Regions from separate parts of the Homo sapiens genome. Here region 2 is linked to region 1. Evidence: chromatin loops called from intact Hi-C (ENCODE). Cell type or tissue: mammary epithelial cell. All regions are shown on one strand. Each heading gives the region's core, and the rest is flanking DNA. Links, peaks and the distances in the headings are about the cores only.

Evidence for each region. Peaks named below come from ENCODE experiments on the same cell type or tissue, not always from the same donor. Only the 100,000 strongest peaks of a DNase experiment are listed, where the experiment ranks them.
Region 2: it touches region 1 in a loop (2.6-fold over the local background); 4 of 110 quality-filtered maps call a loop at or near these places.

Annotation. Positions count from the first base shown.
Region 1 is chr1:64,071,128-64,087,572 of GRCh38, forward strand. All of the region lies in intron 4 of ROR1 (receptor tyrosine kinase like orphan receptor 1), which reads left to right. Among named protein-coding and RNA genes, the nearest start is that of ROR1-AS1, 33 kb to the right of the region's middle. In mammary epithelial cell, for the core only: no CTCF peak of the experiment used is centred there; a DNase peak (open chromatin) is centred at 10,024; H3K27ac peaks cover 1,733 bases.
Region 2 is chr1:64,123,063-64,139,507 of GRCh38, forward strand. It overlaps ROR1 (receptor tyrosine kinase like orphan receptor 1), which reads left to right. Exons shown (of 9, transcript NM_005012.4): 5 at 14,307-14,434. Among named protein-coding and RNA genes, the nearest start is that of ROR1-AS1, 19 kb to the left of the region's middle. In mammary epithelial cell, for the core only: no CTCF peak of the experiment used is centred there; a DNase peak (open chromatin) is centred at 10,159; H3K27ac peaks cover 1,819 bases.

The DNA.
Region 1 (16,445 bases), core at 8,622-11,121:
TGACTTCAGGTTAGAAAGGCGAGCAGGAGCTACGCGTTACTTAGCTGTGCAAGCCAGTGTTTGGGCTTCATTCCAAGAGCCATGGAAGCCATGGGAGGGTTTCAGCTAAAGAGGTGATGTGTCCTCATTTACAATGGGAAGAGCACTCTGGCATCTGTGCGGAGGGTGGACGAGAGTATGAGCAGGAGCTGGAAGAGCAATAAGGAAGTTTTTGCACTAGTCTAGATGTGAAAATAGGTGGTTTGATGACTTGGACCAGGTCGGGGTAGGTGAGTTGTAAAGAAGTAAGAGGATTTGAGATGGCTTGAAGAGGAGGCAGGTGTGAAGGTTTAAATTATATAAATAAACAGGATAAATGGAATCTGCATCCAAAATGCCTAACTGCTTAGAACAGAGGCGGTGATCAACTCATGTCCCGTTCTGGTCCACTCCCCCCCGCCCCACCACCCACACAGACACACACACACACACAGACACACACACACACACAAACCTTGGTGGCTTTTGAAGAAGTATTTATGGGTTTCATCCTCATCTGGATTTTCCCATCATCAGGAATGAGTGGCAACTGCGGGGAGAAGGATGTGGATGTGTCTCTGATTTTCACAGCATGAAGACAGAATAAGTCTACCATTTTCTATTCCTCTATAATCTTGGTCTCTTAGAATAGCTATAGCCTTCAGCAATGATGGAGAAGCAGGGTTCTGTGGGATGAAGCAATTAGCCATGTTCTAGGAGAGAGGGAAGAGCCAATAAGGAGGGTGTTCTCTCCTCTCTCTCAGTTGCCAGAGCTCAGCCTGAAAGGGATTCCCTTCCTCTGCTCTCCCGCCACCGTGGTGCTTCCCTATGTTACACTATGTTGTGGTCCATGGTTTAGTTCTCCAAACAGGAGAACTACCCCTGGCACAAAGAGGGCCTTGATTAATATCTAAACACTGAATGAGCAACGGAAAACACCAGTGCTTCTTGTCTTAGAGCCGAGAAACTTCTGAGGTTGCAGAATAACCTGTGAAGTTTTTTCTTTTATAAAGATAGGAATAACAATAGCATCTATGCAAAGAATTGCAAGGATCATGAGAGATAATTTGTGTCATTCACTTTGCATGATGCCTGGCATATGACAAGTCCTTGATAGAAGTTTGCTATTACTAAGGGCCTGCTTCCTATGGCTTCTTTAAGAGCTGCTGTGTGTAAATGGCCCTCAGAGCCTCTTTGAGGGCTCTGGACTAAGAGGAAAGAAGAACTCTGGTGCAGGGACCCAAATAAGCTCTATCAGTTCTCACTGCAGTAGGGGCTTGACGGTGGAATTAACAAAGTGCCTTAGGTTTACTGCCAGTTCCCTGACAGCCTGATTTCCCATGTATTGTGTACCAGATGAGACATAAGGGATTGTGAAGGCAAATGAAAAGCAGGATATTGTTTACTGGGGCCAATATAAATATGTTTGTGGGGAGAGGAGAACAAAGACCTCAAAGCCTGTTGTTGACAGAAACCACGCTAGTGTTTAATACATGACGTCATCCTAGTAAAAATAATAGTTCCCACAGGTCTGCCAGGGAATGGGAGAGCCGGGGTTATCTGTACCCACACATGCCAGGAACCTCAGGGGTGCTGGCAACTGGTATATGATCCTGACCCAGCTTCCAACTAGCTCCATGGCATGTCTGAGGGAGGGGCTTCGTGGATAGTATCCTACTCTGAGTTCCAAACACACAGATCCCAACGTCTGGATTCCACCTCTGCTAGACACCAGCTTGTAGCAGAGACCTTAGCTGGGAGCCTGGTTTTTCCCAAATGTAAATTCAGATAAGAATTCAACCCCTACTAGAGTAGTTGTGATGAAAAAACAAGATAAATAAAATAAACAAGATTTAAAGGAAATGCTAACTGCAAGAGAGCCTTTGGTATTCATGGTAGCCTCACCCACTTCTGTGTGCTCCTCTCTCACCTATGCAGAAGCATTGAAATTCCAGGCTTCATCTCCAGTCTCACCACCCTGAACCCCTACTTTGCTTAGCTTCCCTCCTCTATGTAAATTTGTTTTATTTATTTAGGCCTTTTGTAAGGTGTGTGAAGGTATCTGGGCTAAGAGAGTGGAAGGTCAGTGAACCCCTGAGAAAATACTAGCCACTTGGGGGTCCTCATTCTTGCCCAATCAGTCAGAAGATCCAACTACTCCTCTGTGTGCCCCTTCCTGCTCCATGTGCTCCTTTATTTTACCCATTTTTCTCCATGGTAAATGCAAGTGTAAGGCTTTGAAGGCACAGGGGAGCCTCTACAAGCCCTGAGTGGAAATTCGCAGCCAGTATGTGAAAGCATGACTTCAATTTTTTGAAGACTGGGCCCTAAGAACTGGACATGATGAAGCTTACCAGTTTGCCAATCTTCACCTTCTGTTTTCTTCCCCTGAGAGTTTCCACTAGAAATTCCCCAGCTTTGGTTTGAGTGCTTGGCTCTGTAATCTTGGAGACACTCTGCATACACCCCACAATTAAGACATCGCAACTCCATGCAATGTTTCTTCAGAGAAAGTTAGATGCAATTAGATCATTTGAAGATGGATTAGCCTGCCATCTGCACAATATTAAGAAAAATCATGTTGGCAAATGATGGGGCCTCTTTGAAGAGCTCTGAAGGAAAGCCACTAATGGGCTCTACACTGGGTTTCCCCCCTGTTCCCGAAGGGTTAACACAATGTGTGGGAAAGGAAAAAAAAATCCCCTGTGGCATTAAAATGCTGTGTCAGAGATTTGTAAGCTCCCCTTTGTAGCTCTGCCCTGGGGCCTGGCTCACTTCAGTGGAGATGAGGTTAATAAGACCTCTGTTGCTGCTTGGCAGTTCTTAACGGGGTTACAGTCTGGTGCCTGACCAGTGAAGGACAGTTATTATTAAAGTGCTGAGGAATTTAATTCAATAAGGTCAGGGACATCTGCTGTGCTTGCTTGCCCAATGTCCATTTATTCTTCTTTTTACAAGAACTGCTTGCTTTTCCTTTGCGGAAAACCACCTCATGCCCATTCTGTCTAGGTGGAGCTGACCCTTACCTAAATCAGGGTGGCCACATGACCAAGCCAGCCCAGTTAGTGTATTTGGGTATCCAACCGTGCCCCAAAGTCACTGGACTTGTCAGTTACATAAGCCTATAAACACCTTTACCCCTCAACCCTCATTTTTCTTTTTCAGCTTCTGCAAGGTGGAGTAGCTACATTAACTATTTAAGGGATTAAATGGCATGAAGTATAATTAGATAGAAACTAAACTCTGTGGGAAGTCAAGAGAGGGAGAGGTTGATGTGGGTGGGTGGGCTTCCTGGCAGAGGCTGAACTTGAACTGATCTTAAAGGATGGAGAGGATTAGGTGAGACCAAGAGAATGCAGAACTCTGTGCAAGGCACAGAGGGAGGGAGAACTCAGTTAAAATGAAGATCTGTGGACAAGAAATGAAAAGTGGGTTTTGACAAATAGAGGCAGGGAAAATGCCAGAGGACTTGGAATCCCAGGATGAGAAGTTTGAACTTACCTGGATAGTTCCCCAGTGTGGACTTATGTATGGGTGGGGAAAATCCACACCAGATTGTGCTACCAGTTTGGGCAAGTATATGACTCTATGCCTTACCTGTGTTAGAGACTGGCACAGGTGCAGGCAGGGCACTAACCTTGGCTCCGCCACTTAATAACTGAGCAACAATGGGGGAGTTACTTAACCTCCAAATCTCAATTTTTTTCCATCTGCACAATGAAGATAAATAATAACCTGACATTCAGTGTTTGTGAGGATAAAATGAGATAACCTACGTGGGAGCCCTTAGGATAGTACCTGGCACATGATAATAATAGTAGATAATATCTGTTGAGTGCTTATTAGTGTTCCCGAGGCACTGTGCTAAGCTCCTGACATACCTTATCTCATTTAATCCTCCCAATAGCCAGTGCTTTAAAAATGTTGGCTGAATCCGATTTGGGGTAACCTTGTCATTCCTGTGCTTGATCAAACAATAAGCTTATCAGACATTTACTGTCCAATGAGAGCTGAATACATAATCTGAATATTCAAGTTCTAATTTCTTAATACACACCCTAAAATGTTTTAAATTTAATAAAATTACACTTCAGAACATCTAGAGAATAGAGTAAAAAAAATGTACATATAACTTCACTAACCACAACAGAACCATGTTTTTCTAATATAGAGGGGGTTAAGATTATCTGCTTTTAGGCCCACCAGATCACCACAGTGTGATCTGGGGCAAGTTACTTTATCTTCTCTCAGCCTTAGTTTCCTCATCTGTCCTTATACGATGTTTCTAGAAGCTTCTTCATAGGGGTTTTTTGTTTTGTTTTTGGCAAGGTTTAAGAGTGATAATTCATGCTGTATGGAGCATCTGACACATAATACACCATCAATGTTAGCTCCTATGAATGCCTCCAGTCACTGTCCTATACATTTTCCCTGTGATTGCAATAACCGTGTATATGCAGTTGCATCCTTATTTTTTCACTTAACACTGTATCTCAGGCATCTTTATAAGTAACAAGATCTCCCTGTCCCTCATTCCTAATGTATATGTTCTCCTAAAATCACTTTAAGTGTATCAACTTGCTCTTGCTTCATCTTTTAAAAACATGTATAAGTAATGCTACACTCCACACCTTTACGCTTAATGGCTCTAAGAGTTCACGTTTCAGTGCACCATCTCTTTGAGTTCAAATTATGGTTCTGCCCACACCTTTTCAGAATGTGGTGAGAATGAATGACACCCAAGTCAGGAAAGGCCTTTGACAAATTGCAGATTATGCTGGCTTGATAAGTGACCACAGGAAAGTATGATTGTCACTTTTCCAGCAGTGGGTTTCCTCCAGTGTGATATTCTGTGCCTCACCTATCAAGAGGTGTTACTGTGGGTCTTCCTGTCAGCTCAGTTCTCCTACCCTTCTTGCTGACAGAGGAAGAAGAATCCCACTACCTTTTAGCTGGAGGTTATTCTCCTGATCTCACTGAATCTTATTTCTTGGAGTAGCAAGGAATCTGCAAAACAATTTGAGGCTGTCTTTCTGTTGCAAATCAAAGCCCCAACCTCTTATTTGGGTCTTAGAGCAAGAGTTCCCCAAGTACTTTGAAATTGGACCCTTCTGTACACACCTGGAGTCACCAGTAAGCCTTGCCCATAGATTCCCTGGTGGATGGACACACAAAGCTAAGGGCAAAGGTGACCTTTTCATTTCTTCTTCAGGTCCTACAATGCCTTTGAAATCTTTATGATCTGCACCTTCAGGGATTATACAAACAGCTTGAGGAAATCCTAAAATTGTGTTTTCTCCAGATAAGCATCCAGGTCAAAGGAAAGACCTCTGCATGCCTTCCTGATAGAAAGAAACTTGCCTCAATTTAGAGAATGCCACCAAGAACAAAATTGGCATGCAGCCATTTGTGCAGTGCATTAAAAACCAGTTTACAAATAGTGGTACAATTCTGGAAGTGTCAGACCTCATAGTGTGGTGTAGTGGAAGTCCACAGACTATTTACCATATTTCAAATGTCTTACTGTTTTTAAACAGCAGCACAGGATAACCAGAGTAACACATTTCTTTGTTTCTGTCTCGAATAACATCAATTAAGTAAAAATAAAATTTATTATCATGCAAGTTATAAGCTTTCCTTGGCAATTATATTTTGATATATTTATATGCTAATTTTAACAAATTTTGGTTAACATATCTTACAGCAGTATTTTTTATATTAATAATGGTAAGAGGAACAGTTACTTTTTTACTTAGCTATTAGTTAATTGAGATTATTTTAAAAGCTGTGTGACGTTGGAAAACTGATTAACTAATACAGGTATTTATAAGATGTTTGGTCTAAAATAAGGTATTTAAACTACCTGAGCCTCAGTTTCCTCATATAGAAAAAATATACCCTCCTCATATGGCTGTTATAGGGGAAAAAGACACAATATGCAAAGCACATAGTACGGAGGCAAAGTATCTGGCACATAGTATGGTTCAATAGATAAATAATTTTCCCATAGAAACTGCAAATTTATATATGAGACAAAAAACATTTCAAGTATATGTTCTTGAGGGCAGGGAGATGTAAGGTTTTTAAAGGTTCTTTGATAAAAAGGTTGGAGCATGGCTCTTTGGCTCTGATCACTCCATTGGATACTTAAAACAATGTTCAACTCTGTCATCAGAATGAAATGTCCACTGATTCATCTCCATTTCTTAACTACCAAGCAACGTTCTTTTGAGGGCTTTCACACCCTCACGTATCCTTTCCACCTGAACCTCAGTGGCTGACTTTACCCCAGGCCCTGAAGGCAGAGGTGGAGCTGAGCTCTGTGTCTGGGAAGAGAGAAGCAGGCACGTCCTCTGATCCTTGCCCAAGGGCCTGCTTTGTGAGTGGGGCATCAATGCCGCTTTTGTTCCACCTTTAGCGTCTGGCCCACAGCTGAACTCAAAGAGGCTGGCTGCTCGGGGCAACCCTGGCCCACAAAGGACAGACAGCACCAAGCCCAGCCAAGGGTTCACTCAAGACCCCAAGATCCAGCACGGTGGTTCTCCCCACTGGGGAGGCAGCCTCAGGGAACATTCTGTCTGCCTTTGGCATTCTAAACCATTTCTAATTTCATGAAGATAAGTCAGAGGTTTTAAATGTGATATCACTGCTGAAAAGGCCAGAGCCATCAGCGTAGAACCAGCATGTCCTTGCTAATTACAATACACAATCATTGCCTTATGTTGATGCAGTCATTTGCTCATTCATCAGCTATTAATTGAGTTCCTACTATGTGCTCAATGTGATGCTCAATGTGAGGGACATGGAGGTGAAAAGATGATGTCCCTGCCCTTAACTCTCTGGTGTACTGGCAAATAAACTGTCACCTGCTAAGACAAATAGAACATAATATCTGGACACTATAACAAAAACCTGGAGAAGCAGAAACAGTCTACATAAGGGGCCAATAATAACCATTGCTACAGTTGATCAAGCATTTGCTGTGTGCCACTCACTGTGCTAAGCACTTAGTGTGTATTATCTCATTTAATTCTTAAAACACAGCTATAATAGTAGTTTGATTCTCTTCCTATCTCTCTGGGAAAGGCCATGCAAAGAAAATGGCATGTGAGGGTCTTGGAAAAAGAATAGGAGTTTGCCAACTAGACAAGCAGGGGAGATCATTGCGGGCACAGGAAACAAAAATGATCTGTTTGGAGAACTGCAGATCTTTGGTATGTGTGGAGCAAAGGGAATATGCAGGGCCTCGTGTGAGAATAGTGATTGCAGTGAAGTGAGAACTAAGTGGGATGAAGCTTCAAATGTGGAAGACTGTAAGCAGAGCTAAGATGTCGAGGAAGGAGACTCGGTAGGATAGTGCTTCAGTTAGAAGGAGGGATGGCCACGTTTGTTGGTTCACTTTTGAGATGCAGAGCCTATTCCTAGGGTAGGCTATGAGAAGGGAACAATGAGAGGGAGAAACTAAAAATGCCGGACAGAGAGTGACTAGTGGAGACAGGACCTCACCCTCCTCTGATTGGAAGAAAGATAAGAAGAGAACCAAAGACATAGACACATTCTAAGAATAGGTGTTGGGAGGCAGAACACAGGTAAGAGGGGGCAGAAGGAAAAGATACGATCTTAAGAGTTGTACCTGCATGACGCCTGATGTCTCTGAGGTTAAAGGCAAGTCCAACAAGGAGAGTGAGAGGTGACAGAGTATTATAGAGGCCTTGGTGAAAGGAGTAAAAGTTTGGAGTCATTGTTGAGTACGATGATGAGGTGCTGATAACACAAACTCTTGATTTCGAGGAAGGAGTGTTCAAAGGAGGAGGAGGAAAATGACTGCTAGAGAGAAAGGTGATGGATGGCATGTGAAAATAGTTGAGTGTGCTGAGAATCGTTGATTAGAGTGGCGAAAGGTAATGAAGGGAAGACTTAATAGGTGATTTCAGGTTCAGACATCTGAATGAGGGCATGGACCTATTCCATGCAGCTTCAGGAGACAGAACGAGGTCCAACAAGTGGTCATTCCTAGGAGACAGATTCTCTACCCCCAAACATTAAACATTAAAACATGTAAGTAAGTGTACATTAAAAACATTAAAATGTGTAAGTAAGTAGCACTATCCAGCAATGGAATAATCTGCCTCTTGAAGGATTTCAATCATCTGCCAAGGATGTTGTGCTGGAAATTTGGTATGCTTAATTAGATGGCTTCTTCTATCTTTTTTAATACTAACATATCATAGATACTTAATATATGGAGCATTGAAATAGATAGCAGCCAATTTTGGCATTCTTGCAGGTTGTCCCACTGTCTGAGCAAGAGAATCTTGATTGGGATTTTTTTTTTTTCTTTTTTGGAGACAGAGTCTCGCTTTGTTGCCAGGCTGGAGTACAGTGGCGCAGTCTCGGCTCACTGCAACCTCCACCTCCCAGGTTCAAGCAATTCTCCCACCTCAGCCTTCCAAGTAGCTGGGATTAGCTGGGATTACAGGCACCTGCAACCACGCCCAGCTAGTTTTTATATTTTTAGTAGAAACGGGGTTTCACCATGTTGGCCAGGCTGGTCTTGAACTCCTGACCTCAAGTGATCTGCCCTCCTCGGCCTCCCAAAGTGCTGGGATTATAAGCATGAGCCACCGTATCTGGCCTTGATTGGAATTTTCAGTAAGATTTATGCAGTTTAAGAACTGTGGAAACAATCTTGATTTTTTTTTTTATTCCAGGAGGATTTTTGTTAAGATTAGCAGAAGCCATGCTCTAGTTTGAGAAAAATACACATGGTATTATTGAGTTAACAGGCATGATGTGTATATAATACTTACTATGGAGAGGGCTTCTTTCTATAATTAAGGCAGAATGCCCATCCCTTCTCATTGTGGATCTGGAGAGGACCCTTAGCTGGGATGACTAAAGGAGGAGCCTCTGTTCTTACCTGATTTGGAGTCCTCTTCTCATCATGAAAGATGTTTGCGCATCTTTCATGCCCTGTACCTTTCTTTTCATTTGCCCCCTGCATTTGGGATTGGTTGCTTTCTTTTTTGGAACCTATGAGACTATTTCAGTGGTTCTCAACTGAGGGTGATTTTGACCCTCAGAGGGCATTTGACAATATCTAGAGATATTTTTGATTGTCATGACTGGAGAGGGATGCTGCTGGCATCTGGTGGGTAGAAGGCAGGGATGCTGCTCAAAGCCCTACAGCGCACAGGACAGCCGCTCTCAACAAAGAATCAGCCAGCCCAAAATGACAATAGTGCTGAGGTTAAGAGACCATGGTCTGTTTTTAAGTCTTCCTTCTAAATCAGCTGCCACCAATACACTCTGTAAAACCCCAGATGCCTACTTTTATTTTCTAATTTAAGAACTGTTGTGTGGTTGAATACTCTGTCTCTGTGAACTCTACCCCCACCCATCCCGTTCTTCATGCTGTAGCAATAAGAAGGACATTTTAAACTCCCTTTGACCAGAAAAGTCACTTTTGGTTAGGGTCCAAACAAGAAACACATCCCTCCCTGGATAAAGGCAGAGATGCCACAGCTTGCAGAGAAAAAACATCAGACATTTCCCAATGGCAGCAACTCTGGGCCAAGAGTACGGATGGAGGACAAGCTACAGATACAGCCACATGGTGCCCTTCATTTGCTTTTGAGTAGGAGCTCACACTGTCTTTAAAAGATTGGACAGTAGAGCTCAGCCATGAAGGGCCCCTGTAGCCTTTCCAAGCCAGGATAAGACCAAGACGGTGGTATGAAAGCAACTGTGACTTTGGCACAAATACAGACTGAGAAAATGGTACCTGACTAGGTTACTCTTATGACCCTCTGAGAATCCCCACACAGCACATGCTAACATGTACCTACACCTCTGTGTCCCAAATTAGGCTGAAGTTTTCAGTTAGCCAGATCATAAATTAGGCCTTTGTAGCTCTAAGATCCCCTACCCCTGAAGAATCCTAGGAAAGCCTCCCTTACTACACTTCATGACTCAGCATTGATAGCCTGCTCCAACAGAAATAGCCCAAGGCTGAGATTTCCCTTCTCATCCCTTATGTTTTTCAGGCTGAGCAGTCATAGGGAAATCATTCAAACTCTTAGAACCTAGGTTTTCTTATCTCTGAAATGAAGACATCGACCTTCCAATTTCTGGGAACCTGTATTGAAAAAGTACTCTCAAATACGGACATAATTTTATGTACAAAGTTACTTATTGCTTCATTATTTAATGTTAGACATATTGTGAAATAGATTAAATATGACACATTTATAGAATGGAACATTATGTACCCATGAAAAAATAATATACATGAAGAGTTTCATTGGCTGTGAAAAATGCTTGTGCTCTAATGTCAAGAATAAGAAGCAGGCCGGGCTTGGTGGCTCACACCTATAATCCCAGCACTTTAGGAGGCTGAGGTGGGAGGATTGCTTGGGCTCAGGAGTTCGAGACCAGCCTGAGCAACATAGGGAGACTCTACAAAAAATAAAAAAATTAGCCAGGTTTGGTGGCCCATGCCTGTGGTGCCAGCTACTCAGCAGGTTGAGATGGGGGGATTGCTTGAGCCTGGGAGATCGAGGCTGCAGTGAGCCATGATTGCACCGTTGCACTCCAGCCTAGGTGACAGCGCGAGACACTGTCAAAAAAAAAAAAAAAGCGGCAAAATATAACACCCCCCACACACATACACAAACACACATTTATATGCTTATAGTATGATCTCAATTCTATAAAATATGTATAGAAAAAAGTCTGGAGGGAAACCAAACTATTACCAAGAGTTTATACTTTGTTTTATGTTAGTATGTTTATAACGTTTTTAATAAAAATAAAGCTGAGGTATACAATAATTCTTTTCCCTTTAAAAGCAGAGCATATAACTCTCAAGATTGAGAAACACTGATTTACAGCTGTAGACAGAACTGGGGCCAGAGATAAAATTTTGGAGTCATAGATGTTTTAGTAGAGATTGATTACTGGATAAGATCACCTAGGATGAGCCTGTAGAGTGAGAAGAGATGAGAGCCAAGGCTTGAACCCTGGGAAATACTGACATTTAGGGAATGGATGAGGAAGACAAGCCAGAGAAGGGAATAAGTTCGTGGCAGTAATCCATATGAGATAATAACCTATATGGATTACCATGGTGGCGTTGGGACATGCAAGGGAATGATAAAGCTGATAGGCATTTTAAAATAAATTAAGGGTTGTAAATTACATGTACAAGATGAGGGTAATGGAAAAGCCAAATATTACTTAAACCTCTCTAGTTTGGAATATGGAAGAATGCTGATATCAAGGAAAGCAATGGGATAGTTGAAAGAGATGCATATATGGTAGGAGTGGGGAAGAGGTTAGGCTTAGTCTTGTATGAGTTGGGTTTGAGATCTCTCTTCAAGAAAATAACTGCTCTAAGAAGTGCAGTTATCTGAAAGTCCCCAGCTGCAGCCCCTTGGGGATCGGCCATACCATGCAAGCTGAGGTCACCCTCTGCCCAGGCAGCTCTCAGCCATGACTAAGCTTAGAAGCAGCATTAGAGCTGATCCTCTCTGCCCATGCGAGCCTCCTCTAGTAAGTAGGCAGTCCTTGCACGTGGGCTCCCCACTAGGCTGACCCAGATTCTGAGGGCTGACCTTGGTTTAAGCTCTTCCCATTCAATCTCCCTTCTTCCCACTCTTCTTTCTCAGATATCAAGTCTGTATCATGGTCTGAATGCTCTCCCTGCCTGCTCTTCTCTCTCTCCCTCTTTCTCTTCCACAAACACTGCCCCCAGTAAATCTCTTGCACTTTGAATTCCATCTTGGTATCTGCTTTCCAGAGGACCAGAACCAACACAAGTGATGGTTACATATCCAAAAGAAATTATTGTGGAAGGAAAATAGTACAGTTCTTGAAAGCAATCAGGATTGAGGGATAACTGAATCTCAAGAGTCTCCCTAATAGCATAATTAGAGGGAGGAGTGGAGGACAAGGTTTGAATCTTATGTTACAGTCATAATTGGGAAAGAGTACAGTTAGTCTTGTAATTGGGAAGAGAATTCAGGATGGTGGGGGGAAGTTATTGAAAAAGTAGAAGGAAACTCTGGGAAGTGTAGGATCATAGAACATGAAATAGAGAGAGAGCTTTTTAGGAACAGGTGATAATCAGCGCAGATGTCATCAAAGAAAATCTGAGTAGGGACTGAGGTCTTGTATTTAGAGACTGACAGTGTGGCTGGCTGGCCATCAAGTGATTATTTCAGGGAAAGAATGAGAATAGGTGCCAAGTTTACAGGAATGAAAAAGAAACATAGTGGGAAATAGCTGGAGGTAATGACAGTAGACCTCACATTGAAAATGTTTGTCCATGAATGAGAGGAGGGAAATTGAGCTAATTAGAGTAATAATTTCCAAGATTGAGTGTGTGTGTTTTAGGAACACCTAACCATTTCCAGAAGAGGGCTTTAAAGGTGCTAGAGAGAGAGAGAGAAAAAAAAAAAAACAACCATTGTAGAATTAAAATGCTGAAAGCAGTGGGAAGAGAAAAGCTACTGAGGCCAGAGGGAGGGGTTAGATTTTAAACGGAAGAGAGAAACCTCTTTTCTGGAACGTGGCAACAAGAAGATGGCAGAAATGACAGAGATATAAGGGGTGAGAGTGAAGAACCTCACGCTTAGAATGTGTTCCTGGTACAAAAGTAACAAGACCAACCTCTAAGAATAAGAGAATGAGATGGGGAAAATGTGTAAAGAGAGTGGAGATGATCAGGAATGGCTGGTGAGCATACTGTTATTCCTTAAGAAATGTGATGGGGCAAAGGAAAATCTTGCCTTAAATGCATGAAGTTGGATCTCTGTCAAGTACTGGTCCAAAGGACTGTGACTCTAATTGGTAAGAAAGAACTAATAAGGTCCTGGCATTTCTCTTACATCTTGAATTTTCCTAGTTCAACTATAACTCAAGTGTTCAGAGAAACAAACTGGCTTTACGCAGTCCACTTTTGTAATTATCAACAATCATAGAAAAGGAACTAGTATATAGCTACTTATTTGCTTTGTTTGAATGGCACTGTACTTTATCATAACAATGGGTGATAAAGATGATAAAAATATCCAAGAACCACAATGCTCTATGTCAGAACTAGGTTGACTGGAGAAGAAATGCTCTCTGAAGCAAACGTTCTGGATACTCAAAGACTGGATTTGTACAGTGGTCTTTAGGCGTTATAACTCTGTCCAGGTCTCTCAACACTTACAGCTATCAAGGAAACTTTATTATTGATATTCTACAGAAAAAATCACGATTACTGCAAGTCTGTAAGCTCTTAAGTATTTTTCCCATTGAAATTATTGTTTCATTAATATAATATATTCAACCTTGTGCTATCTTGGGTATGCAACTCTACAGTTAGAGCAGATCAAAGGGCAGTAGCCTGAAAGGAGCTGAATGACAAAATCCATGGCATTTCTCATTAGTCTTAGCCAGAAGTGGCTCTTTATGGAGAGGACTCATCCTGGTCTTGTGAAGAGAAATGCACTGAAACTGGAAAGGAATGAGCTGGCCACATCAGTTTCTTCAAAGCTGCCAGTTGATATGTCTATGTCTGCAAGTATGACTTATGCCTGTTAATTACCCCCCAAACTCCTTCAACAGACAAAGCTCTTTATTCTGCTGACTTTGAAGTATAATTTGGGGATGCCTTGAGAAGGTCAACGCGACAGGCCAGCTTTTGCCCTGCAGTGGGCTGTGCAGGTGTGTGCTAGCTGTTGGCTTCCAGGCCTGTTTTATTCCAGCCCTGGCAGAGTTTGCAGGAATGTCATGAGAAGAGATTTATAATACTTTCTGATTCCATCCAGTTTCAAATAATTTTATGAATAATCTTTCTCATAGCATACTAGTAATTCTACAAGCAGTCTTGGCCAAAATCAACGGAGTGAGCATGCTTAAGGAAATAATTTTCTTTTTCCTTTTTAAGAAATCATTTTGCTGAAGTTTTACAAACCTCATAAAAATTAAGGGTTGGTTTGAATTTGGGAGAAAGACTCACTTTATCTGAACTCATTTGCCAAAAATATTTAAATGAGCACATGCTGGATGTAAAAGTGCCAAAGCAATAGCATCAATTATGCATTCTCAACCTTCCAGACTTTCCAGAGTCATTAAAAGGCAGCGTTTTCCTACAGGTGTTAATGGGATCCTGCAAAGAGGAAGGTGGTTTTAGGTAGGATTGTGACAGAGTGGCTCGTGCGTTGGGTGCTATGGAACCCACTGAGGGGCTTCTGACCACAGTCCCATGCAGAGCCAACAATGGCATTCGTTGTTATAAGCAAGTGTCAGTCACAAGAGAGCTGCCATTACAGAGTGTTGCCCAGCTTTCCATATTCCCAACATGGCCAGAGGTTTCATTCTTTGAGAATGTGTTTATTCAGCCTAGTAAAAACATTAAAAAGGGGAATAAATCTCTGCCGACCCCAAAATGCTTTTCACCACAGCTGTAAACCATAAAACATTTAGAAAGGTAAGCAGGACTAAAGATAATATAGTTTCCCCAAGCAGCAAGGAGGGCAGACCTGGAGGTGGCCCTTGCAAAGACAGCTGCAGTGCACAGAGCTTCCCTGCAAAATCATTAAGAAAGGGACAGGTTCTATAAGGTGCTAAATTATTATTAGTTTTTTTTTAAGTTGGGGGAGGGCAATAATAAAAACCATGTGCTCAGCAGCCTGCTTGGCCATATAAAACAGAAAGGCCTGTGACTTTAAGTGTTGTAAAAGGGGTTAATTGTCGATTTCTGAATGTGGCAAGTTTACTGATCTTGTTAACAGCAACGGGGCATGTGCCGTTGGTTATCATGGCGGGAAAGAAAAACAGCCATCCATCCCTTATTCCCTGGATGCCGTTATTAGTCTTGGAACCCAAGTTAAGGGACATATGGGTGAATGCAGTCTTAAAATTGCTCCTTTCCACCTGTCCAAATTTCTACCCATTCTAAAGCTTCCAGTTCCACCTAACAACTGCATTTTTACTGCCATTTTTCAAATGCCTGCTGTGGATCAGTTCCTTTCACACAAAATGTGTTGTCTATTTGTATGACAACCTAATGGAGTGGGCAAGGATGATACAACCATTTTACAGACAAAGCAACTGAGGTTCAGAGAAGTTAAGAAAGTTATCTATGGCGACAGAGCTATGAAGCAGAGGTTCAAACCCGTCTTTATATTCCAAGTCCAGGTCTTTTCAACTAGTTATTCAAATAATTCATTTGTTCATCCATTTACTCAATAGATAGTTATTGGCCATGCACTAAGAGCCGGGTGCTGGTCTAGTTGTTGAGGATAGAGCCCTGGACACAACTGACAATGTTCCTGCCATCACAAGGCCTATAGTTTAGGAAGCACTAGTCTAACTTCCAATAACCATCCTCTCTTCTAACCTACTTTCACATGCACAGTCAGCATCTGTAATTTGATATTTTATTTTGCTGTTGAGTATTGCACATTACCTTTGAGTATGGTGTGTTACCTTTGGCTCCCCCAGCTAGATGATGAGCCTGGTGAAGGCAGGGCTGTTGTCTAATATTTCTCTTTTTCACAGTCTACCCAGCACAACCCATTAAATAAGTGCTTTTTTTCTCCTGTAGAACATCTTTATTACTGTGATCTTAAGATCATTTGGGGTTTTATTTAGAGCTTAGCTATTGCAGCTTCTGTTATTGAGCTTTGTCAAATGTTATGTTTATATTGTCTCATTAGTGCTGACACCACCCAACTATAAGACCCATTTTACAGTTGAGGAAATTGTGGCTTATGAGGGCTGAGAAACTTGCCCGAGTTCTTAGAGTCAGTAAGAAGAAAAGCTAGGATTCTGCCAGTGGCTGAATTCAAAAGCCCAATTTCTGTATACCATGTACTTGAGCCTGAGCAGTGAGGGAATCTTTGCCCACCTGAAACATATAGAGAATATCAAAAGACCCTATGATATGATATACATGATACATAAGGTGAATTTAATACCAGCCATTGATTCATCCAGTCACTCCAATCACTCAGACCTTCATAGTAAAATTCATGTGGCATCTTGGCTCCTGCCCCACCCTCTATTTTGTGGTCTTCTTAAAATGCTATCTTTTTTCAATAGAATAATTTTCAAAGGAATCCCTGTGTTCCTAGAAAGGTGACAAATCAGAGATTGACTAGCATGAGGAGGGTAGTGGAAGGTTCACACCTGTTTGTAATAACTGGCTTATACAAAACGTAAGTACGAACACAATGGATGGCGATTGTGTTCTGCCAATGCGGTTGGCATTCATTCTGAGAAAAGATGGCAGACCAAGGCCAGAGCATGGCCCAGTTGCTGAAAATCAGAACCACACTGGAGCCACCAGGGACCCTGGTAACTAGGTGGAGCTGAACCATTTATTTCTGTTTTGATGGCATAGTTTCCACTTTAAGTAATGTGGGCTTAATCTT
Region 2 (16,445 bases), core at 9,104-11,603, 52 kb after region 1:
CTTGATTAACAACAGCAAGCCTCCCCTTCCTTCCTCAGTATCTCTCCTCACATGGTCTCCCATCCAGATTTGCTTTAAGCCTGCCACTCTGGAAGGGACACCAGAGATCATTTAAATAAAACACATTATAGAACTGGTTAATAGGCTACCTCTATGTCTCTGCAAATATTCCAAGCATAGTTTGGTGAGTATAATCAAAGACCAAAACAATGTTTGATCCTCATGGAGGGACACTATGTCTTGTTATACTATTGTAAGTTCCCGGGGTTTTATTCATTTTGGCATTTAGTGGATTTGTCTTTGACATGTTGGATTTAAGGACATCATTATTCTTGGAATTTAGAAAAGAACACTGTGCCTGGCATGACATGAAGCCAACTTAGAAAACCCAAATTTGAATCCCATTTTTGCCACTTAACTAGCTGTGTGATCTTGGGAAAGTTGGTTAATCTCATAAAACCTCAGTGTTTTCATCTAATAAAGAATACTAATATAAACATAGAATGGACAGAAAAAGTGCTAAAAATGTACAAACAGTTCATGTAATAACTAGTACAAAAGTTTTACAAAGGTGAACATATGAAAAAGATGTTTAACTTTACTAAGGATAAAAAACGAGGTATGATCTTAAAGTGATTTTACCTAGCAGGTACTTTAACAGGCACTTGTAGGCATTGAGTGCAGAAAAATAGATACTCTTCCCCATTGATGGTAGAAATATAAGTCATAACAGTTTTCTTAAAAGATATTTATAAATTCATGTAAAAACCCTGAAAATGTGCATACCTTTTACCCCAAAATAATTCCACTTATTGTTTTGAGCCTAGAAAAATAATCATAGCAGTATATAAGGATCTATCTACAAGGATGTTTATCTCAACATTTTTATAAATAATGATAAGTTGAATATAATGGTAACTGTGTAATTGTGGTCACTAAAAGTAATATTTTAGAAGAATACTTCATAATGTGGAAAATACATATTACATTAAAAAGAAAAAACTATGTCTAGTATAATTCCAATTTGCAAAAATAATTTGTGTGTTTATATGTATGTGTACAGAATATATGCTACATATTAACCTTAATTATCTGTGGTTTGTGGATGTAGATGATTTTAATTCCCTTCTTTGTGCTTCTATTCTTCAAAATTACCACAACAAGTATTATTTTTAAAAGGGTGGAATGAGAATGCCCTGGGGTATCTTATAAGAATGTGATGAAAGTCTAAATTTAAATTATAAATTAAATCATGCACATTTATTGTATTATTGTTAGATATTAGACTGATCTCAAGCTTTGCCTTTCTTTTTCTCCCTTCTTCCCTTTCTCCTTCCCTCTCTGTCTCCATCTGCCCCTTTTTCTTTTCTTCACTGTCTATTCTCTCCTTTCCTTCTAGGCCCGGTTTTTTCCTGCTCCTTCCATGGGGAGCATTGCTCAGCTGCCCCTAGGATTCAGAGTCAAATAGTTTGCTGACCCTGGTCTGAAGCTCATTTGACCAAACTGAGCAAGAAGTGCACAAGTTTCTTGCATTTCCTTCCAGACCTCTAGTAGCCCTGACACACATCCTGGACTAATCAAGACTATGTGAAACGTACGTCCATCAGTTCAGAGTTGAGCTCTTGTCATATAGGAGCAAATTACCAACTTCTCAAAAACTGCCAGGGGTGGGAAGGGGTTCTTTCCTTCTGCATCCCAAGTGCTGGATGCCTCTGCCTTCCAACACTACTCGAAAATAGCTTTGTCAAACAAAGCATGAACACTAGGAGTTTCTGACATTTTCATAACTATGAGCATATGATTTGCAGTTCATATTGAATAACGATGTAAGAAATCTGCCAAGAAAGCTCCAAATACTATTTCCAGCACTGGTTCATAACCAGTTACAGCTGCCTCACCACAGAATGTGAGCACAATAGACTACCATGTTCCATGGTCTCTTGCTTGCAAAGTTTGTATTGAGTTACTAGGAGTCATTCTAATGGGGGAAGTCACTCTCCTGGAAAGCATTTAAGATGAATAAAGTGAAGGGTTTAATGTTCTAATGAAAAAATTTGTCAATATATTAATCAAATGTGTGAACACTAAACGTTTTTACGTATGTTTGCTGTAGAGGTTTTAAGGCGGGCTTTGGCTTTCCAGACTCAAATAAAGTAGATAGATGCACTGTTAAACTTTCGAACAATGACAAAGAAAAACATGGGGTAATTGCTTCACTCAAAGCCTGCCAGGAGATTAATTGCCTAAGAGATGTATTTTGTGCAGTATCCAAAAACTGCAGAATCTACAGGAGTGTCTTGCTTTCACTAGGAGAAAACGTATGTCACCTCTCACCAAAGATGTTTATGTCTTTTCACAAACCTGTCTTTTTGCAGTCTAAAAACATTCCAACTGGAAATGACTACAAAGCTGGGAGTTGATAGGTTAGGGGTGTTTAGTAAAGCTTCAAATACTCTCATGGAGTCAGATACGATTCCGTACTACGAGCCCCACATAACAGCAACCTGGGCCCAGGGATTGTGAAGCCTTTTCATTTCTGGTTAATCAGTGGGAGAGGTGGGGAGCCATGAGCCTGCCTTGGACCCGCCAGCCCCGAAACTAAAAGACTAAAGTTGCAGGGCTTATGGGGAGTTCGCCTAGTGCACTTAAGAAATAGGGATGGAACTTGCCTTGTTCCACCTTTGGGATTGTATTCAAATGAGGGCTTGCTAAAGGCTGAAGGTGTTGGAATCTGTAGGAGGTCTGTGTAGCCATAGCAGAGAAACATAGAGTGCGCTTTTATAAACATTTATTTGGTGCCTTCTACAAACCAAGTTATATGTACTAGACTCTGCTGGGAGTGAGACTGGGGTTGCATTACTACTACATGGAAAAGTAAGAACAGTTGCTGTATTTCTGGAACATTCTGCCTGGTAGAGGAACAGACTTCTCAACAAATAATAATTATACAGTGAAGGATGCTAGAGAGAACATATTTTCTCATGAACTAATCTGAAAGTTTCAGGAAAGCATCTTAAAGGAGATAAGACTGAACCGAAACTGGAAGGATGAGGGACAGAGAGCCAGGTGAAGAAAAATGAGAATGGATTTCCTGGAAGGGAAATAGCCAAGGCACAAACATCAGTGCCAGTGTGATATGTTCAGAAACTATAAGCTGTTCTTTAATACCAGGACCTGAGAACCAAGAGGGGCAATGCAGGAGACTGGGCTGAAGATGTCCATGGGGCAGTTATATAGGGACCTTGTGATTGCTGTTAATGTGCTAGGACTGTTGCCAGTGGACTTTATACAATAGAGAGTCACTGAACATTTGTGAGAAAGAGATAATGCAATCTACCTATTAGCTCATCATTCTATGGCAACAGGAAAGATCAATTTACAGGCCAAGAATGGAGGTAGAGAGACCAGTTAGGAGACTCCTGCAGCCATCTTGGTGGGATATTTTGAGAGCTTACACTAGAGTAACCATAAAAGGTTAGAATTGGAAAGAACATATTATACAGTTCAACTTCCATATTATACAAATGGAGTAAGTGAGGACAAAGAAGGTAAGTGACCTATCCAAGGTTGTATGGAAATAACCTTGTTGGCAGCCAAAGTGGGACCAAGACCCTGGTCTTCTCATTTCCAGTCCGGTGACTTTTCCACTCAGCAATGCCAAGTTCAGTCCCAGCATCATGCTTCAGTTAGGGAATGCCCTAGAGAAACTTGAAATGTACTTGGCTGGCATTTTTCCTGGCCATATCTAGGAAGTGAGAACAGTCCTTGTTGGATGGAGGGACCTTGAATCCAGCCAGGCTGCCTGGGAGGGATCTTTTTCTGTTCATTATCTTTCTGGCTTTAGGTACCTCCCACATCTTCCACCCTCTTCTTCTCCTCTAAAAATCCTTCTTCAGCCATTGCTTACAAATTCTCTCCCTTCTGCTGAGTCTAGGCAGTGTAGAACAAAACCTAGCACCTTTTTTCAAGTTTGTTTCCTCAATATTTTAACCTAACTATTGTATCACTGTTAAGCACTTGGGCAATTTTGAGGATGAATAATCCAATAAAATCGAACTGTTTCCATCTAAACTCCTTCCACACTTTACATGGCGGTGTTATTTGTGCAAATACTGTTTTGTGTTGTCTCTTTTTCACTAAATCATATATGTACACATTTCAAAGCTCTTGGCTTTATTATATATTTCTTATAATGGACACTGCAAGAAATTTGGAGCAAGACCTAAGCTTTTGGGAAAGAGACTTAATCTCTGGACCTAATTCTTCAACTATAAAATGGAGATAATGCTACCTACCTTGAGGGGTTCCTGGTACAAGGTAGGCGTATAGTAAGCTTTCATCTCTCTCTCTTTCTCTGTCTCTCTCTGTCTCTCTCCTCTTTCTCTTTCCTCTGTGTGTGTCTGTCTCTTTCTCTGTCTCCTCTCTCTGTCTCTCTCTCTCTCTGTCTCTCTCTCTCTCTGTCTCTCTCTCCTCTTTCTCTCTTTGTCTTTCCGCTGTGTGTGTCTGTCTCTTTCTCTGTCTCCTCTCTCTTGGTTGCTTCTGGTTTGGGGCAATGTAGTATTTTCATAAACATGTATGATCACAAATTATATCCATGCTGAAATTCAAAGGTAATTTTTTTGATGTCTACCTCGAGGCCTAGAATACTGTTGAGCATAGAATAAAATCTCAATAGGGCATAATGGTAGGAAGAAGAAATGAAGAGGAGAAAAAGAATAAACCATCTTAACTTGAAAACCAAATTAGCTGAGATGCTCGTGAGCTTCCAATCTCATACAGGCATTCTAATAACAAGTATTCACTTACTGTGGACCCAAGAACGGCCAGATGGCTTGTGAAGAACATCAGCCTCAGCAATCACACAGATTTCCACCTTAGATGGCCTTTTGCAGCCTTTGGAGGATGGATTGGAAGAGTGGAAGGTTGGAGGCAGGGCTCTCAGTGAGGGGCAGCTGACAGGTGGTGGGACCTGAGCCATGAGGGAAGAAAGTGGTCAAATTCAAGAATTCCTTTGGAAGCAAATTTAGTTTTCAAGGTTGCTACTCTTAGAAGCTGCCCCTCTTCCTCTTCTCATTATTTCTTCCATTTAGCAAAACTAAATGCATGGGGAGGCCAGGTATGGTGGCTCATGCCTGTAATCTCAGCACTTAGGGAGATCAAGGTGGGAGGATTGCTTGAGTCCAGGAGTTCAAGACCAGCCTGGGCAACATAGCAAGACCCTGTCTCTACAAAAAAAAAAAAAAAAAAAGTAAAAAAACTAGCCAAGCATGGTGGCACAAGCCTGTAGTTACAGCTACTCAGGAGGCTAAGGCAGGAGAATCACTTAAGCCTGGAAGTTTGAGGCTGCAGTGAGCTGTGGTCTCACCACCGCACTCCAGCCTAGGTGACAGAGTGAGATCCTGTCTCAAAAAATAAAGAAAAATGCATGGAGAGGTTGGGTGGCTGGGGTGGGGAAGTAGAGAGATTGACTACACATTTCAGATTGCTAGAGGATGCCACCACACAGAAATTAAAATAAAAAGTGGGAGAGATTTAATTCACTTATTGAACGTTTATTTATTAAGTATCAACAACTTGACACTGAATAGGCACTATTCTGGCCATTAGGGACATAGTAGTGACCAAAGCAAAGTTCCTAGTCCCATGAAGTTTGTTTATAAACAATAAACAATTGAATATATCAATACAGAGTATGCCTGATGAGACTAAATATTAACACAAGAGGTAATAATCAAGTAAGTGTCGGGGGGAAGTGGCAGGGCATGAGGTCAGAGAGGCAAGGTGAGGCAGGAGAAGATGATGTAAGGATATTGTAAAGATGCCAGTTTTACTTAGCATGACAAGGGAAGCCTTTAGGAAGATTGAAACAGAGGAGGAACAGGACAAATCTGTGCATTACAAATTAATCATTATTTTAATGTGAATTGCTGCTTCTGCCATTATAAAAATTTGTAAGATTCTACCTGTGACATGGGCATCTCTGTATTGCCTTTGGGTGGGTGCTGGAGTTGAGGGTACAGAGAGGCATTAAACTCACCATTGCTTTTTACGGAGGCCAGTAGTCTTTTTTTAACCACCATCAGCAGAAGGAATGGGAAACAAAGCTGAGATGAGACAGAAAAGCAAGAATTGGGGATTGGGTTTCACCCCACTTCTGAGTAGTAAGATGAAATTAAAACCCTTCTAAGATGTCCCTGAATTCCATTTACCACTCTTTCCACAAACCTTCTCTTTTTCAATCCATGCCCAAAGGCATAAAAGGAAAGAAAAAAAAAATCAAAGCAATTCCAGTAACACTTGTGGTAGAAAATCTGCCTAGATTGGTATGTGTGAATTTCATATTATTCTAAAGTCCCATTATTCTTAATAGGCAATTTTAGGGGGTGGTTTGAATGCCTGATATTTGGAGAACTTTCAAAGCACATCCAAGGGGTCTCTAATAAGAACTTGGGGGCGCTGAACTCGGGGACTCCAAGTGTCACCTATGCATTTCCAGCTTCAGCCTAACCTTGGGGGCAAAGCAGGCCCTTAACAGAGGAAAAGTAAAAACAACCAAAGCATTCTTAGAGGTGCAAGGCCGCCCTATCATGAAAACCTCAGTAAATTGAAGACAGTAAAAAATCACTCATTCTTTTGATTAGCAGTCTTCTGTATTCTTGCAAATACTGTACTAGTGCAGTCCTATCATTTCAAATGTGTGTTTAAATAGGAATAAAATATATTACACACATAATTTTCCCTCAAATTACGTTTGTGAGATACAAGCCTGGGTAATTCTGCTCCTGTTCCAAGTGAAATGCAAACCCTTGTGTTTCCAAACATCACTATGAAGCAAAGCCAATACCTTCCCTTTTCTGAGTTGGACACAAGTAACTCTTCCGTGCTGCTCTGGAAACTATGACAGAACGTTATTCATCTGTTTGTTTTAATAGCCAAGGGAAAAAAACTTCAAAATTTTGATTTAATTTTTTAAAGAAAAAAAGGTGGTATGAAACAGGTCGAGGGACTCTTTAGCTAAGCGAATAAATGTTAACCAAATTGTCACTGACCAGATGTGGGAACCAGCATGTGATATTCGACACAGTCACCTCAAAATTGCTTATGCTTACAAAGGCATTCCAATAAAAGAAAAAGGGATGTAAGGGTTAGCTGAATTCTCAACCCTATAGATTTAAGGCTTCTCTGTGAGTCGTTGGCCCTCTGGGTTGACATGCCTTGATTGGCTCCCTTTCAAAACTGACCTTAAAGGTCAAGTATGTTAACATGTACTTTTTGATGCTCACTTTCAGACCGGTCTTTAGAAAGCAGAGTTTGTGAGATAACTTCAGGATCACATATTTAACCTGTAATCTCTTGACCACAGCCAGCCTGAGGTGAAGTCTGCTTTTGGTGCTCCCGACAGCTCCCCTTCCTGGATCCTCACCCTCCCCAGCCATCCCTTTCCTTGTCTCTGCCTATACCTGTCCAGAGATGCTCCCTCTCCCAGGGCCATCATTTCAAGGTGTGTGCAGCTAGGGCTGATAAGATTTAAGTGATGCCCCCTCCTCCTGGTTAGCAGTTAACTAAGGTTGCTTCCAGGCTTGAAGTCTCCTCCAGAAGAGGAAGGAGGTAGGTTGGAATAGGAGGTAACTTTTCAGACCACCTCCAATTATAATCTGTTCTTAAAGTTTCTATGTCTCTGATCTTCTGTCTACATTGGAATAATTCTGCATCTTTTACTTGGATCCTTAATTTTATAATGTAGCCCCATTTTTATTAAAAGCCAGGGCTAATTTTACCTTGAGAGATCTGTTTGCCCCTCCCAAGGGAGAAGAACGCTGCCTCTGAAGTGGGAAGCTTCACACTCAGCTCGAGGTTACTAGAGCCATTATGTGGCCATGCTTTTAACCAGATCTGCTAATAGGTGGCCCGATTCACAAGTTTTAAAAAGGGATGTTTTCCATTTATTCATGGCCATGATGGTCTTTTGGGAAAGCATTAGTAAGTTGTGTTTGCTTGGGTAAAGAGAAATTGCTATCCATATGACAGAAAATAACTCCCACTTTAATAAACTGCTCACTGAGCAAACCTATGGACCGTCCATCTCTTTGAGCTGTGTGATGACTTTCCTTCAAGGGTTTTAGGGGCAGCCATCTTGATGTGATTTCCTCTCCATGGCTCAAAACAGGGTGTATGAAAGGGGCTGGGGGGATAAATTCAGAGGTCAGAGGTGTTGGGCTATTTATTTCACTGCTCTCTGTCCCTATGAGGCTGCCATGCTGTGGGATTGCCAAGTCACTGTCCCCGGCATTCCATTTGAAGAGCCATGAGAATCAGAACAAAAGAACCTGCTGATACTGAGTAAACTGCTCATGCTTATATCAGTTTAGTCTGCTTGGAAGTGACTTACAAAGCTACCCCCACGACCTCCCCCACCTTGAGGCCTGAATTTGCAACCATTGGCCCTCTCCCAAGGTCCCTCTACCTTGGCCCTTGTGTAAATGATATTTTTTTTTTAATTAAGGTGGAATTCACATAACATAGAGTTCACCATTTTATTTTATTATTTATTTTGTTATCGTTATGTTTTAAAGAGATGGTCTTGCTCTGTCACCCAGGCTGGAGTGCAGTGATGTGATCATGGCTAACTACAGCCTCAAACTCCTGGACTCAAGCAATCCTCCTGCCTCAGCCCCCTGAATAGATAGGACTACATGTGTGTGCCACCATGCCCTGCTAATTTTTTCATTTTTAATTTTGTAGACACAGAGTCTCACTATGTTGTCCGGGCTGGTCTTGAACTCCAGGCCTCAAGCAATCCTCCCAACCTTGATCTCCTAAAGTGCGGGGATTATAGGCATGAGCCACTGCACCCAGCCAGAATTAACCATATTAAAATGAATAAGTCAATAGTAGTTAGTATATTCATAATGTTGTATAACCGCCACATCTGTCTACTTCCAAAACATTTTCATCATCCCAAAATAAAATTCCTTGCCCGCTAAGCAGTTACTTCTTATTCCTCCCTGTCCCCAGCCCCTAGCAACCACCGATCTGCTTTTCTCTAAAGACTTACCTATTTTAAATATTTCATATAAATGGGATCATACAATATGTGCCCTTTTTGTTCAGCTTATTTCACTTAGCATGTTTTTGAGGCTCTCCCACATCGTAACCTGTTTCAGTACCTCATTCATTTTTCATGGCTGAATAATATAGTCTATTGTATGTATCTACCACCTTTTGTCTATCCATTCATCTGTTGATGAACACCTGAGTTGTTCCCACCTTTGGACTATTGTGAATAGTGCTGCTCTGCACATTTGTGTACAAGTGTGTGTTTGAGTACCTGTTTTCAATTCTTTGGTTTAAGTGAGATTTTACAGTCAGGAAAGTCCCTCTGCATCCATTCTCTTCTCATTAAGAAGAGGTAGGAGACCCGGCGTGGTGGCTCACACCTGTAATCCTAGCACTTTGGGAAGCCAAGGCAGGTGGATCATCTGAGGTCAGGAGTTCAAGACCAGCCTGGCCAACATGGTGAAACCCTGTCTCTACTAAAAATACAAAAATTAGCCAGGCATGGTAGCACACGCCTCTAATCCCAGCTACTCAGGAGGCTGAGGAAGGAGAATCGCTTGAACCCAGGAGGTGGAGGTTTCAGTGAGCTGAGATCGCGCCACTGCACTCCAGCCTGCGCAATGGGAGCGAGACTCCATCTCAAAAAAAAAAAAAAAAAAAAAAAAGAGAGAGAGATAGGCATTTTAACTGAAATTATCCCCAAAAAGAATATTTTAGGACCAAATTTGTCAGTACCGATCGGTTCAGCTATGTCTGCCCATGCCCTGTATATTCTGATGAGGAAGAAAATCGCTTCCAATTAGAGGATACTCCTGGTATGGAGAAGGGTCCACTTTGGTGGGCTACCCTGGGATAGTCTCCTCATCTCTTCTAGTTCTATTGGCCTGTCAGTGGTAAGGTGGGCGCTAAACAGATAAAATAGTATATGAAACTGGAAATCTGTGGAATGGTTTGATGAAAGTACTGGGAATGGGTGGGGTTAGTGAGTGACTAACTTTCCAGGGAAGGTAGGGGCATTTGGGTCTGAAAGATGAGAACATTCACAAGGAGAACGAGGGGGTGGAGGGCATGCCAGCCCTAAGGATGAGCATGGGTCAAGCCATGTCCGCATCGAAGTGCATCCTGTGGTTTGAGACTAGCAAGATCATCCACATGACTAATACCATCAGGCTTGTAGGCTTGTCTGGCAGGGAAGGAAGCTGGAAAAACTGGCAAGAACTAGATTATGAAGTCTCTGCAGAACAGCATTTCCTTTCCTTGCTCTGCAGTGGTTCCTAGATGGGCACTCCTTTTGCTGCCGCACTGTTCCACGATCCCTCTTAGCACTCTTCAAATATCCTTCATAAGCTCCTTGCCCTGGAGAAGGAGGAGACCCTGGAGGTGGATTACAGACCACATTTGCGTTTCCCAATCCCATGGCAGAGAATATGGCAGGTTGTAGAGGCTGGCAACATGGTAACTCAATTACCTTTATGAGAAACATGAGCTCCCATCACAAAGCACCCCTGCACCTTGACATCATGGTGAGGCAGCGGCGCACGCTGGTGCCAGCCACTGTGATGAATGGCCAAATTCCATTTGCCCTTTCACAATGCACTTTTCTTCTCCATTGAATGCAGCCTTGGGCACGCTCACTGCAAGTGCCCTTGCACTTTTGCTACCTTGCCACTTGCTTCATGTTTTTAATTTGCTGAGCATGGAGTAAGGCAGGAAGACATCAATGATGAAAGAAGTGTGAGCTGGAAAAAAGCATAAAGCTGATTAATGCTGGAGGAGCATTTGTTCCCCTCCAGCCAAAGCCAGTGGGGAAAAATGGAAAAGAAAGAAATGTGTTTTTGACTTTATGTTTAAAAGAAAACCTTTTACCACCCAGAATGCACCAAAGCTTCTCCACAGCAGAAAGCCCCTCTAAGCAGTGCAAAAACTCCATTGCCAAGCCACTTGGAAAGAAGTTATAGAGTGTGGTTAGAAACACTATTTAGAGCAAATCTAGCTCTTCTACTTGCTGCGTAACTTTGGATAAGTTCTCTATGCTTTCTGAGTCTCACTTTTCTCATCTGTAGAACAGGAATAATTACATCTTTACCTTTTTTTATAAGATTGTTGTTGGGATAAAATGACTTAGTATCTGTTTTGTAAGTATATAAAACTTAGCAGTATCTGATACAGAATCAAGACTCGTTATAAGGTCTCTTTCTCGAGTAGGCTGATTTAACTAAGAGTAGTATTGAAACGCAGAACATAGTTACAGATCTAACAACATGGGATAGTGGCCTCATCTTGAGTTTCAGTTTAAATCCTAGCTCCACCACAGACTGACTTTGTGAATTTGAGCAAGTTACTTAACTTCTCTGAATTTGAGTTTCTCTCTCGTAAAATAAGGATAATAGCTCATCAGGGGCTGCTTTGAAGAAAGCACCTAACACAGTACCCAGCCCAGAGCAGCAGACACTTAATACATGTTTGGTTTTTTTCAGTGTTGTGGTTCTCAACCACATTCAAATCACCTGATAGGTTTCTTTAAGCATAGATACCTAAGCCTCATCCCCAGAGACTATGATTTAATAGGTCTAAGGTGGGGCCTGGGCATTCGTATTTCCTAAAGCTTCTCAAGGAGATTCTTTCATTCTTTTTTTTTTTTTTTTTTGAGATGGAGTCTCACTCTGTCACCCAGGCTGGAGTGAAGTGGCATGATCTTGGCTCACTGCAACCTCCACCTCCTGGGTTCAAGTGATTCTCCTACCTCAGCCCCCTGACTAGCTGGGATTACAGGCACCTGCCACCACACCCAACTAATTTTTGTATTTTTAGTAGAGATGGGGTTTCACCATGTTGACTAGGCTGGTCTTGAACTCCTGACCTCAGATGATCCACCCGTCTCGGCCTCCCAGTGTGCTGCCAAGGCGATTCTCATAAGGAGCCAAGACAGAACCACTCCCCAGCAGATAACAGTACATACTGGTTTTGGGGTTTTTTTGTGTTCTTTTTTAAAAAATCTGTCTCCCAGGAGACTGAACAGGATAGTAGGAATTCTGGGAATAGTCAAAAATTTAATACACCTGCAGTTCTAAGCCTTTGATAAGAAATGTGCAGCCAAGGAATTGCATTCCATTTTATTCTGAAAAAAAGTATTCAAAGAGTCTTTTTAAGAGTCTTGAACTGGAAAGGTGGTAAGAAGTTTAGCCTAAGCCTCACACATAAAATATGGGAACTCCCAGTAGGTTGGGGATTTATATCTGGGGGTAATTCCAGGGTTTTGTCCTCCCAAGAGATATAAATTGAAGCCTTGAGAGTTTAATGTGGGGGAGAAAGAAGTGTTCTCATAATGACACCTTAAAAATCCAGGGCTCTGCTAATGCCTAGGGATAGAAAAGCATCATCTGTAATAGCAGGGGGGTGGCATGGGGGTGTATTCTGGTCTCTGTACTTAGGTTTCCAAGATCCAAGTGTGGGTCATCAAGAACCTTCTTTCTCCCCATAGGTTTATGGTATTAGTTACCCAATAAAAGTTGGGTTAATTTTACAACCCAAGTAAAATTTAAGCCAAAAAGGCTTCAGCATTACTCTAGGATTTATGAAAGTAAACATGTGGAGTGCTTGCAGGATTGTGCAACAGTAAAATTTCAATGTCTTTATGTCAGGTATATGATATATTCATTTGTATGTGTATTTAAAGGTTAAGTTTTTAAGAGCTTTGCAACACAAACTATTTTCAGTACTAAACTGAAGATACTTCCCCCACTTTCACCTTTAAAATGATTCTTTTAATGAATGGGAGTAGAGAGAAGCAGAAAATTAGTGTCCTATCAGGTGATTTTTCCACTTGGTTTGCTCCTATACTTTGACTTTCTAGACTCCTACGCTAGACCTTCAAGCTGGGAAGTGAGCACCACAGCACTAACCGCAGTGCCTCTTACGATGTGGGAGCTTAGTAAATAACTGTCTTTTAAATAAATGTCCCTTTGGTCATTGTAAATACTTTAAGAATAGCCATATATTATCTCTACAATTTAAAAAAGCTTTTACATTATCTGATGGGATCATAATGACTTTCCCATGTAGGGCAGAGAAGTCAGTTACTGTGTCCAACTTGTAGATGAGAAAATTGTGGCTCAGAGGGCTCAGACAGCTTGCCTAAGGATGCCCAAATGTTAAACTCAGGAAGAGAATTTTGTTCTCCTGACTTTGCTCTGAGGGATTTTTACTTAGAAGAAACCAAAGGGGAAAAACGGTGTATTTTTTTTTTTTTTTTTGAGATGATATATTGAGGAGGAGCATCCAGGGTTGAAGTCAACTTATACACGTGGCAGGCAGACTTTGGTTTGGCTATGGTCTGCCTTTGAGAAACAGCTGGATGTTCTGCACTCGAGGGATCTTGTGCTCATCGTAGGCCCTCGTGGGAGATGGTAGCCTCTGCCCTTTCAGGTTGAGCCTGCCATCTTGGGTCTTCATCTCCAGCCTTAGATCTCCAGTCCTTTTACCTGGCACATGAATCATGTCATTTCTGGTGTCCCTCTGTCTTCAAGATGAAATCTATTACCCCTCCTTATAAAAAAAGTCTTATAATTTTGAGGCCGCAAAATTTTAATAAGACTATTTTTTTAAATTGTAGAGAAGCATGAAAGCAAACTTTCCATGGACATTTTCTCTAGATTTCCTTGGATTTAGTGACTCAATTCAAACTCTCCAGACTATGGTTTGCCCTGGTCCTCTTTGGGCAGGGTAGAGATAATGGAGGTTCAGCAGTGAAGAGTCACCTAACTGGGCTACCCTCGGGTTTCTTTCCAGCTGCACCCAGCTTCTCACCCCATGGATCCCCCTAATTGACGTGTCAGTTGGAGTGGATCTGTTCGCCCACGCCTTTGTAGCAAATGAAGCAGAAATAATCTGTGCTTAAAAAACAAAAAACTGTAGAACATGTGCCCAGATTTCCAACTCATTTCCTCTTTACTCCTATAACTACATCATCTTCCAGCCCACCACCAGCTGCGAAAATAAAAGCATTTTCTCCCATATTTAAGGATGATTTTGTGCTTCAGGATGACTTTCTGGGGGTGTAGGAAACTTGACCAATGTGACCAACAGATGTTTTAAGAACTGAGCAAAAGCCCAATTCCTTAGCCCAGTCTTTTGTATATTGTGCCCAACTGTGCCCCCTAGTGACTATTTAGGGTATCGCGCAGTCAGAGCTTGCTGTGCCCTGTATGTATGTGGTGCATCAGCTAATGTCTGTCTATGCTTTCTTTCAGAGATGAGTATGAAGAAGATGGATTCTGTCAGCCATACAGAGGGATTGCATGTGCAAGATTTATTGGCAACCGCACCGTCTATATGGAGTCTTTGCACATGCAAGGGGAAATAGAAAATCAGATCACAGGTAGGTAGCACCAATGAAATTATATTTGTCCCTTGAATAACTATTTTTCTCGCCAAAAGTTTTATTGAGCTCCTCTCTTGACAAAGGATTAAGCTCAGCATGGAGGTTGGGAGCAGGACCATAAAAAAGCATGAGACATGATCTCTGTGCTCTGGAATTTACATTAAAGTAATTTATTGAAGGTTGCTCTTAGAGGAAAAGGAAGCTTTGTGAAATCTCACATTCATTCAAACACTCAATAAATATTATTAAGTGCTTTCACCGTACCAGGAACTGAATCTGAATGGGAGAGGTGATGGTGTGTAAATAAGCCAGGTACGTCTCTGCCCTCACAGAGCTTACTGTTTAGAAGCAACATGATGTCGACTGAGAGGGGATGAATTTAGAGTTTAGAGTTCTGGACACTCATCCCAGAACTATTATGACAGTGAACTTTGGGGAAATCGCTTACTTTCCCAAAAAGTCCCCTTCTTCATCTGTGAAATGAGTGATGAAGCAAGATGACCATTGGTCTCTTCTTGCTCTAGCTTTCAATATTTCACTCTTCATTTTTCTTAATTGAAAGTATCCTTTTGATAGAAATCTAATAGCGAAGCACTTACTAGCACACATGAGTTAAAGTAGCATAGGCTGCCTCATAGGATTTTGCACGCATCGTTCTGGTGGTTACAGCAGCTTTGTCCCCTTCCATTAGTGTAGTTATGATGCCTCTGTGTCACGTATCCTTTGCAATCCATTCACATTGTCTTCATGACATTCTAATGAGGTTGCCATATCTAGCAAATAAAAATTCAGGATACCCAGTAACATTTGAATTTCAGATAAACAACGAATAATTTTTTAGTATAAGTATGTCATAAATATTTATCTGAAATTAAAATGTAACCGTTGTCTTTTTCTTTATCTGGCAACCCTAGGGTCTAGGAGAGGTAAGAACAAACCCAAGGCAGAAACATAGAACAGCAAAAGGCCCAGAAGCTATGTGGAAGCTATGTGCTATGAGGAATGTGAAGGAACTGAGAGGAGGCTGGGGGGAAGAGGGAGGAGGACTTTTTTTTTTTTTTTTTGAGATGGAGTCTCGCTCTGTCACCCAGGCTGGAATGCAGTGGCGCGATCTCGGCTCACTGCAAGCTCTGCTTCCTAGGTTCATGCCATTCTCCTGCATCAGCCTCCTGGAGGACTTTTTAACCAACCAAAAGAAGCAACTGTAGGAATAGGTAGTTGCCATTTTCTGAAGCCCTCATTTCAACAGGAAGAGAATTCTGAAATTTCAAAGAGCAGTAAGACTGACAGGGAGGAGCTGTTAAACACCCATTTCAACCTAATGTAAGAATGCCTTAATGTACTTTTAACTGAATATCCACAAAAGCAAGTAGACATTTTGGGCCAGGCACAGTGGCTCACTCCTGTAATCCCAGCACTTTGGGAAGCTGAGGTGGGCAGATCACTTGAGGCCAGGAGTTCGAGACCAGCCCGGCCTACATAGCAAAACCACATCTCTACTAAAAAACAATACAAATATCAGCTGGGTGTGGTGGCACATGCCTGTAGTCCCAGCTATGTGGGAGGCTGAGGCATGAGAATCCCTTGAAACTGGAAGGCAGAAGTTGCACTGAGCTGAGAGCGTAACCCTGCACTCCAGCCTGGGCGACAGAGTGAGACTGTCTCAAAAAAAAAAAAAAAAAAAAAAAAAAAGTGGAAGTTTTGATGTAAATAATTGGTAACCTATTTATAAAAATCCTCTCTTGGAGATTTCTAATGGGTATCAGCCTGGTGGAAAGTTTTTTTTTAAATTCATTTACCTTTGTTTATCCCAGCGTTTCCCAAACTTGTTGGCTTGTTTCTCAAGCACTATTCTATTTCACATGATTAATGTTCTGAGCAACATACTTGGGGAAATAATGTATCAGCAACCTCCTAGGTTTCCTTGTGAGGTGTAAGCTCCTTGTCAATAGCGGTATTCAAAGGTAGGCTGGTGCGCTTTTTGTGCATCTTACCCTACTAGTAAGAG